Regions from separate parts of the Homo sapiens genome. Here region 2 is linked to region 1. The links are chromatin contacts, found by Hi-C or POLR2A ChIA-PET in ENCODE. All regions are on one chromosome and are shown on one strand. The core of a region is the stretch at or near the end of the contact, and the rest is flanking DNA. Distances in the headings are between cores, read along the strand shown.

Region 1 (5,041 bases), core at 1,634-4,133:
CTAATTCAAGAACATTTTTGAATACTTCCATTAGAAAATCAAAGAATCTTAGCAAAGAACTCTAAAAATGTCAAAAATGTTCAAAGAAAATTTTTGCATATCAAACTGTTAAATATTTGTGACAGAGTTTTCACCTATAAGGAAATGGAAGGGTCTCAATTTTCAACTTGTAATAGATACACTGGTCTCTATGTTCTTTGGATGCTCAAGTAAATATAATCCCATTGTTTAGCAGTTTAAAACAACAACAATAGACAGAAAGTTGTCTCTGGTGTTCTGAATCTACAGGGATGCAGTAACAGGAAGCAGAATGGAGAGTGTAATCAGTGGGTGTTCACCTCACTGAATGTCAGGGTCCTAGATCATATTTCTGGTCTAATAACTACATCATGTGAATGTATCCAAGTAGGGAATTTAGTATTTAATTTCTATTGTATAAAATAAGAAACTGAAGTACAGGCTTAATTTCCCTGGCTTTACCTATAAATAAGCACAGTATAAACTACCCAATTTATCTCATGAGGACGGTTAGTGGATTAAGTAAAACAAAAAAGAAGTGTCTTGAATGGTACTTTGAATGAAAATGCTCAATTTAGGTCGGGCACGGTGGCTCATGCTTGGAATCCCAGCACTATGGGAGGCCGAGGCAGGTGGATCATTTGAGGTCAGGAGTTTGAGACCAGCCTGGCCAACATGGTAAAACCCTGTCTCTATTGAAAATACAAAAATTAGCCGGGCGTGGCAGCACATGTCTGTAATCCCAGCTACTTAGGAGGCTGAGGCAGGAGAATCACTTGAACCTGGGAGGCAGAGGTTGCAGTGAGCCGAGACTGCGCCACTGTACGCCAGCGTGGGTGACAGAGCGAGACTCCGTCTCAAAAAGAAAAAAAAGTGTGAGACCCTGTCTCAACAACAAACAAACAAATGCTCAGTTTTCCCATGGGCAAAATGGAGAAGCAGGTTTCTAATCATAATAATTTAAAAATTGGCCAGGCATGGTGGCTCACGCCTGTAATCCCAGCAATTTGGGAGGCTGAGGCAGGTGGATCACCTGAGGTCAGGAGTTCGAGACCAGCCTGGCCAACATGGTGAAACCCCGTCTCTACTAAAAGTACAAAAAGTAGCCAGGCGTGGCGGTGGGCACCTATAATTCCAGCTACTCGGGAGGTTGAAGCAGTAGAATCACTTGAACCCGGGAGAAGGAGGTTGCAATGAGCCAAGATCACGCCATTGCACTCCAGCCTGAGTGACAAGAGGAAAAACTCCGTCTCAAAATAATAATAATAATAATTTAAAAATTATACTTTTTCAGAAATGAGAAGAGCATTAATTATTCTCATCATACTTTGTCTATATTTATGTTAAAGTAAAACCACAGTAAATCTTGTGTTATACACAAATATGAGTTGGACAGGGGATAAGTAATATCCATAAACCAACATGTTTTAGTACTCTATTCAACACTTAATTTCTACTTTTAAAATTTGCTATTAATATTATACACAGTATGTTGGAGAACATTCATAATAATAATTCTTTGAAAACCTCAATGATTATTTCTGCAGATAAATTTCCATACATATTACAGAATTACTGGATAAGAGGAACTACCTTTGACAAGTTTAAATCTGACAAACCAAGGTATATTTTGCTAGGATTTCATACATCTAAAGTACTGTTGTGTTAACCTAATATATTTAGGTATAATAATTATTTTGGTATAATAATTATTTAGGTATAATATTTAGATAAAATAAATATTTAGGTATAATAGTAAGTATATAATAGGTTTTATATAATAATAGGTATATAACTATTACATAATTTATATGTATAATATATAATTATTATTATACCTAAATAATATATATTAACCTAATATATTTAGGTATATTGATCATTATACTTAAATAATATATTTAAGTTAACATAACAGTATTTATTATAAACCAGAAATTCAGCAAAGCCATGTAGCAAAAGGAGAACAAAGTCCTAACAAATGTGAAAAGCAAATCTGACCATCCAGGGATTTTCTGTAATAGCACTTTGTCAGTATTAACAAATAGAACAGAGATGTTTATGATCATTCTACCTTGAATATGCCTGATTTCAGAAGGAAGGGAAGTTATACTGATACTTCTGAGGGATCTTAATCTTTCCTATTTAATAATTAGAATTTACAGACCAAAACTACATAAATATTTTCAATAAAGAAAAAAAGGCCAGGCATGGTGAATCATGCCTATAATCCCAGCACTCTGGGAGGCCCAGGTAAATGGATCACTTGAGGCCGGGAGTTTGAGACCAGCCTGGCCAACACGGCGAAACCCTGTCTCTACTGAAAAATAGAAAAAATTAGCCCGGTATGGTGGCAGATGCTTGTAATCCCAGCTACTCAGGAGGCTGAGGCATGAGAATTGCTTGAACCTGGGAGACAGAGGTTGCGGTGAACCGTGATCGTGCCACTACATTCCAGCCTTGGTGACAGAGCAAGGCTCTGTCTCAAAAAAAAAAGAAAGAAAATATATTTAGTTTAAAGGTTGCTTAACAAGGTAAAAAACTACTTAAAATTATACAGATTATAATTTTCACTTTGCAGGGCAGGAAGGTACATTGCAGGAAGGACTACCTCACAGCATTGCTTTGAGAATAGAAATAGTCAGGAATGGTTGGCTCATGCCTGTAATCCCAACACTTTGACAAGCTGAGACTATCACTTGAGACCACGAGTTCAAGACCAACCTGGGCAATGTGGCAAGACCCCATCTCTAGAAAAACTTAAAAAAAAATTAGCCAGACATAGTGGCATGCATCCGTGGTCCCAGCTACTCAGGAGGGCGAGGTGGGAGGACTGCTTGAGACCAGAAGGCTGAGGCTGCAGTGAGTCATGTTTGTACCATTGCATTCAAGCCTGAGCAACAGCGTGAGGCGTATCTCAAAAAAAAAAAAAAAAGAGAGAGAGAGAATAGAAATCTATCTAATTAGAAAGCATAGAGCACAATGAGTCATACTTTACTCCTCAAAGTTTAAGCTGCACTGTACACTAAATTGGCCACCAGATGGCATGACAATTCCAAAGTCTGAAGAAAGACTAAAAATTATCAGTTTTTCTAATAATCTAATAAACCAATCACTGTGCTTAATTTAAAAGCAAAATATTAGAAATATTCATATTTTTATATAACTTCATTTTACCAATTTAATGAGGTAGTCATGGAGGAAACAGACTTCTACATGCAATTACTGATTATAATACAATCATTTTGGGACATGGGCTGTAATTTTAAAAACATCAAGTCATCTTGCAACCATAAAATTTTAAAGTGAGAAAGGGTTTTAGAGTCTAGCCACCTCATTTAATAAATGAGGAAACTACTGACAGATGTAAAGAAACTTGGAAATGGGGACACTGTTAATAGTAACAATAATTAAACTAAAGCTAAGTTTTGACTTCTATTCCATGGTTCTTTCCACCACTCAAAGGATTATCATTATATTTAAAAATTAAAATCAGTCACTTCTAACCCTACAAAAGATTAGACTTCAGACACAGACCTTATTTCTCCCCTTCCAATGTATGCAGATAACTTTACTGGGAAAACTTGACTTGAAAAGGCTTAAGATTTTTAGATTATTAATATAAGTAAATCAACCAACTAAAACAAGCAAATACAATCAGCAAAACAAATATAGCTACAAATCCAGCTGACTAAGCTTTGGCCATATATATATATATATATATATATATATATATATATATATTTTTTTTTTTTTTTTTTTTTTTTTTTTGAGACGGAGTTTCGTTCTCGTTGCCCAGGCTGGAGTGCAGTGGCAGGATCTCGGCTCACTGCAACCTCTGCCTGCCGGGTTCAAGCGATTCTCCTGCCTCAGCCTCCCAAGTAGCTGGGATTACAGGCACCCACCACCACGCCCGGCTAATTTTGTATTTTTAGTAGAGACAAGGTTTCTCCATGTTGGTCAGGCTCATCTCGAACTCCCGACCTCAGGTGATCCGTCCGCCTCAGCCACCCAAAGAGCTGGGATTACAGGTGTGAGCCACAGCGCCTGGCGGTTTGGCCATATTTTTGTGAGCAGTTAGCCACTTGGTATCTGACTAAAAGAAGGTAGCAACATGTTCCCAATATGACAATTTTTTTAATTGCTTTAAAATTCTTCAAACTTTGCCTCTGTTAAATTTATGTATTTATATGCCTTTATCATCCAGATTTTTTTTAAAAGCCCTCCCTTTAAAAGCCATCATTTTATGGTATGAAAGTTATAATCTGACCTAGAATTTCCCCTGAACCACAGCATGTTAATACATGAATAAAATAAGATTCCCTACCTAAAATAACCTTTACCATCATCTTCTTTTATTTCTAAAGACACAGAGAAGGTAAAGATGTCACTGTCAGGAGTCTGGGGTGCAGCAGTGGCTGAAAGTGGGGTCTGCTTGGCAGAACGGCGGAAGGCAGTGGCAAAACTGTAAAGTATCCGGCTTACCTACAACCAGACATGTTAGGAAATGGGCTGTTATCAAAAGATATAAAATACCTTTATTAAGGCTGGAAGATTACCTACTTTGGAGGGCAATAATTATCTTTATCCCACTTATTTCTTTTGGTAAATTACCTAATTTGTTAGGCCTATAAAGCAAGCAACACTAAAAATGTCCAGACAAGGGGTTTTAAAAAAGAAATGGTTGTAAGCACTATAAATCCAATTTAAAAATCACTTCCTAAATTGTTAGAAACTATCTGAAGATATTACAATGAAAACAGTCCTAACAAGTTTTGATTTAAAAGAATGGTTTGCAAATCTGTCAATGTTAGAACCAGAATGCCTACTTAACCCAATCAAAAGTAGCCAACAGATCTCCTCTGACATTCTTAGTAGTAGTAACAAAGTTCTAGTTAATCAAATTTTTAGTTAATTTATATTTTGGCCCATGAGGCTAGAATCACTAAAACAATAGCAGAGAATTTCATCTGGCTTATGAGTGATCATAATAAATACCATAATCATTTCAACCTAGTGAGGG
Region 2 (5,041 bases), core at 795-3,294, 230 kb before region 1:
TATGTCAGATCATATGCATTTTCTGCTCAAAACCCTGCATTGCCTCCCTGTTTCACTCAGTAACAGCCAAACTAGGCCCTACTTCATCTGACCCTGTTACCTCTCTGACCACATCTGTTGTTGTTATCCTTTGGCTTACTGCATTCACCTCCTTGCTCTTCTTCAAACAGGTGTGTGTTAGACTCAGGGCCTTTGCACTTGATGTTCTTTCTGTTGGAAATGTTCTTTACCATTTTCAGATCTCCTCAAAGCTCACCATATTCAGTAAGCTTACCCTGGTTACCTTTAATTATGTAACTTGCTCCTCCTACATTCTGGATTCTCCTCTTTTAAATTTTTGCATAACATTTAACATTGATTGAGTACATTATTGACTTATGTTTATGATTGCCGTGGTTTGAATGCGTCTCCCAAAAAGCATGTGTTGGAAACTTAATCCCCGCAGCAACTTGGGGAGGTGAGACCTAGTAGGAGGTGTTTAGATCATGAGGAATTTACTCTCACGAATGGATTAATGCTGATTATAAAAGAACTTGAGGCTGTGAATTAGATCTCTTTCTCTCGCTCATGTGATGCCTTCCACCATGTTATGACGTGGCAAGAAAGCTCTCACCAGATGTGGCCCCTTAGTCTTGGATTTCCAAGACTCTAGAACCATGAGCCAAATATATTTTTATTCATTATAAATTACCAAATCTGTGGTATTCTGTTATAATAGCATAAAATGGACTGAGACAGTGATACATTGCTCTTCCTCCCCACCCCGCCACCCCCTCACTCCCCAACACCGCTAAGCTGAAGCTCCATGAGGGCAGGGATTTCTGTTTTGTTTACAGATGTAACCTAAAGTGTCACAGTGCGTGGCACATAGTAACCATTCAAGATATATTTGTGGAATAAGTAAATGGATGGCTGTATGGCAGAGGTGGGGGTCTGAGGCAGGCCTTGAAAAATTTTGATTAGGTTTTGGGGAGAAAAGGACAACTTAGTTTCCCTTATCTTTCCCAATCTTCTCTTTTCTGTGCCTTTAGCAAGATCTCTTTAACCTTCAAGGCATGGCATCTGAATTAGAACCTGAGTTTGAATCTGCTTAGTATATATGTGACCTTGAGGAAGATTTCTGGCCATTCTTGAGTCCCTTTTAATAATAAAAAAGTCATTTTTATTGACGTATACTTTGAATATAGTAAAATACATTTTTTTTGAATATACGGTTCTATGAATTTTGACAGACTTAGTCATGTAACCACCATCAAGATATATCCATTACTACAAAACGTTCCTTTCAGTGCCATGTAGTCAGTTCCCTCTCTTCACCTCCTGCTCCTGGAAACCATTGATCTGATTTCTTAAGTGTGACTCATTTTTAGTCAAACCTCTTTCATTTAGCCTCTGTGCTTTCGAGATGCATCTGTGTAATTGCATGTATCAGGAGTGCATTTCTTTTTATTGCCCAGAAGTATTCCAGTGTATGGATTTACCACAGTTTATTCATTTACCAGTTGATGGATTTTGGGGTTATTTCTAGTTTTTGGCCATTATGAGTAAATTTGCTATAAACATTTTCATTTCTGTTGGGCAAATACCTTGGGTGTGGGAGCGCTGGATTGTATGATAAGTGAATTTAACTTTATAAAAAACCACCAAACTGTTTTTCAAAGTTATTAGCTTTTTTTCACATTTATCAAATGGGGTAATAGTCAAGACTTTTAGTTGTGAGCAACAGAAATTGAGTCTGGGAAAGGAACTTATGAACAGGGTGTTAGGTGGCTCACAGAATCTCTTGGAGGGCTGGAGAAATAGGCTGAGAAGTTAGCATCCAGGAACAAGATTCTAGGCACAGACGAGGTTGAATCGCCAATACCATCAGGGGGTGCTAGACACTGTAGGTAGAATTACTGTCTCTGGAAACTGGATGAAGCTGCTGTGCTTGCTGCTTTCACTTGCCAGAATAGATTTTCTGAGGACCCAGCTTCTTTGAGTCATTTGCTTTTGAATCACCATCTGGAGGTAGGCGCTGCCTCATAAGGTGGGGGATTCCCCAAACATAGGAAAGAGGATTCAGATGTGGGGCTGAAAAAGGAAATAACACGTGTATACCACAACCTCCAGAGGTGGCTGTGATTAGATAGAATAATTTCCATGGTGTCTAGGAACTTACTAGAATATAAATGCTAGTTTACTTTTCTGTTTTCCTTTTTCCCCATCTGTCTTTTGTAAGTAAAATTTTTGTTAAAGTGTAAAACAAACTACATAAATCATAAGTGTGTATAGCTTGATGAATTTTCTTGAAGTGAATTCATCCTTATAACCGGTACCCAGAAGAAATAGAACGTTGCCAGCACCCAGAAACTTCTCCCGTGTCCTCATCTTCATCACTGCACACTCCCCACTCCACCACTGAATCACTGGTTTTGACTAGTTTTGCCTGTTTTCAAACTTTATGTAATCAAAATTGTGTGTGTATGGTTTCTTTCTTTCAGCATTTCTTTCAATATTTGTGGACTTCATTTTTTGTTGATTTCATATTGTTTCATTGTGTGAGTATAACACTATCCATTGTACTATTGATGGACACATAGGCTATTTCCAGTTTTTGACTAATGCAAGTAAGTACTGCTATGAACATATTTGCACGTCCTCTGGTTTAAATATATATGTTTCTCTAGGTATGTAACATGGAGTGAAACTAATGGGTCATGGGTTCTGTGTATGTTCAGCTTTAGGAGAGTCTGCTGAAAAGTTTTAAGTATCTTTTTTTCACTTTCCACTACTACCAGCAGTACATGTAAGTTCCAATTGGTCACTTCTTTTTGACATCTTCCTCTGTTTTCAATAGGACTTTGTACCCCAGTATAGTACTTGTTTGAGTCTACCTAATCAGTTACAAGTATCTCTTTCCTATAATGTTATTAACTCTTTGAGGTGGGATTTCTTGTTTTGTCTTTCTCCTCTTAGTATCGAGTACAGGCCTAGAACACGTAGTAAATGCTCCGTGAAAGTTGCGTGAAAAGATGAATCGTGAGTATGTCTGTGGGTGGGAATTATCTTGGCATTTTTTAGAACAGAGAACTCACTGGTCTGACTGGAATTAGAAGTGATGGGAACAATGGGTGATAGGATTGAATTAAGTCAGGTGAAATCTGATTCAGGAGGTAATAGGTAGCCCTGTTTAGTTCCTGAACTGCGAGAGAGTTAATGAAAGCTGTTTTGTTCTGTGAGTGAAGAATTGTGTTTTTGTTACAGGTGTGTCCAGCTGTTAGGAAATAGTTACAAAAAAGATTTGGGCCCATGATTGGAGACAAGATTAGACAAGGCATGAGTGGGTGTGAATTTGGTTAGCTTAATCTCTTAGTTTTTAGTTTCTTTATAAAATGGGGCTCCACCTTGTAAAGATTAGAGCTAATATATAAATATGAGTAGATGTTTTCTTTTTTATTCACTGTGTATTTTGTTTTGTGGCATTTGAATTTTGTGGAACTCGGAATTTTGAAACATGTTGTGAAGTGTAATTCTGCCAGTGTAAATCCATGTGGAATTTTTCTAACTATAGCATCTCTGGAGCACCTTGCGTACTCTTCTTTGCTTCTACTTTGTTGCTCTACTCTAGCACCTTTGGTTCTGCCTGTGTCAGAAGTAAAAAATAAACCATTAATAAAGTGGCTTCTTGCCTCTGAGAGCTTATCCCGCAAAGAAATGTTGAACTGTTCCCTGTAATTTCTGTTAATTATAAAGCACATATATGAATATAAATAAATACTAAGAATCAAGATTTTTAGTGGAAGAGGAAAAAAATCCAAGAGGTTCATAAAAAAAAATTGTAACGTTGAATTGGAATTATCTATATGAACTCATGCTTTTGTGTTTCTTTTTTCCAATTTTGCTTCACATTTAATAATAATGTTTTGAGCTCATAATGTCTAGATATTACCTGATTGTTGAACATTAGTATGAAGAGATCTCCCTGAAACAGTGGTACTATATTATTATTTTAAAAACTAATGTATTTCTTTAACTGGAGAGTTTTAGATTGACATAAAAATTGAGCATGTAATACAAAAAGTTTTCATATCATTCTATCCCCTCACTCCCACCTCATAATTCCACCTATTTTTAACATCTTACATTACTGTTGGCACGTTTGCTAAAATTAATGAGCAAATATTGATATGTTATTATTTAAAGTATAATTTGCATAATGTTCATTCTGTTATACAGTTCTGTGAATTTTGAAATATTTATAATGTTATGGTTACCATTATGGTCTCATAAAGAATACTTTCATGCTTTAAAAATCCCGTTTCCACTTATTAACCTCTGTCCTCTTTCTCCAGAAATCTTGGCAACTATTGATATTTTTATTGTCTTTAGTTCTGCCCTTTCTGGAATGTCATATAGTTGGAATAATATATTACATAGCTTTTTTTAGATGAGCTCATTTTTATCTATCTATCTATCTATCTATCTATCTATCTATCTATCTATCTATCATCTATCTATCTGAGCTTCCTTCATGTCTTTTTTATGCTTTGATGGTGAACTCCATTAAATCACTGAATAATATTGCTATCATTTGCCTTTTTTTTTTGGTATTCACCTCGAAAGACATCTTTTTTGCTTCCAGTTCTGATGATTATAAATAAAGCTGTCATAAACGTTCCTGTGCAGGTCAACTGGGTAAATACTTAAGCACAATTTTTGGATCATATTGTAAAAGTAGATTGTGATTCCTAAAATTTGGTAGATTTCATAAGAGAAACTATCTGGGTTTGGTGCCTTCTCCTTTTGGAATATTCTTAATGTTAATTCAACTTCTTTAAGAGGCATAGGCTTATTCTGATGATCTGTGTTTCTACTGTGACCTTCGGAAGAGTATGCCTTTCCAAGGAATTGATACATTTTACTGAGGTTATCGATCAGTGGCCGTAGAATTGTTCATAGTACTCCTTGATTATCTTTTTAATTCCCAACAGTTTAGTATAGGTGGCTCCTCTTTTATTTCTGATATTAGTAATTTGTTGAACTCATGGTTTTAAAAATA

What was found. A loop is a pair of places that touch in the nucleus more often than their neighbours do. ChIA-PET counts read pairs that join two places held with the same protein, here RNA polymerase II (POLR2A). Pooled maps may share reads with other maps.
Region 2: a loop to region 1 is called in a pooled map, with 10 times the contacts of the local background. The contact joins two enhancer-like sites. A Hi-C loop is called at or near these places in 1 of 37 single-sample maps with no recorded cell type and 8 of 50 pooled maps. POLR2A ChIA-PET finds 5 or more read pairs at or near these places in 4 of 52 experiments (B cell, MCF 10A, activated T-cell and 1 more).

The regions. Positions count from the first base shown.
Region 1 is chr9:122,989,518-122,994,558 of GRCh38, reverse strand. RABGAP1 (RAB GTPase activating protein 1) reads right to left here. Exons shown (of 26, transcript NM_012197.4): 6 at 4,346-4,503. Among named protein-coding and RNA genes, the nearest start is that of GPR21, 42 kb to the left of the region's middle. Within about 2 kb of position 2,883, at least 2 of the 41 ENCODE cell types and tissues checked have a DNase peak (open chromatin) inside an H3K27ac peak, as active enhancers do.
Region 2 is chr9:123,222,499-123,227,539 of GRCh38, reverse strand. The region is part of intron 2 of STRBP (spermatid perinuclear RNA binding protein); the gene reads left to right. Among named protein-coding and RNA genes, the nearest start is that of STRBP, 44 kb to the left of the region's middle. Within about 2 kb of position 2,044, at least 3 of the 41 ENCODE cell types and tissues checked have a DNase peak (open chromatin) inside an H3K27ac peak, as active enhancers do.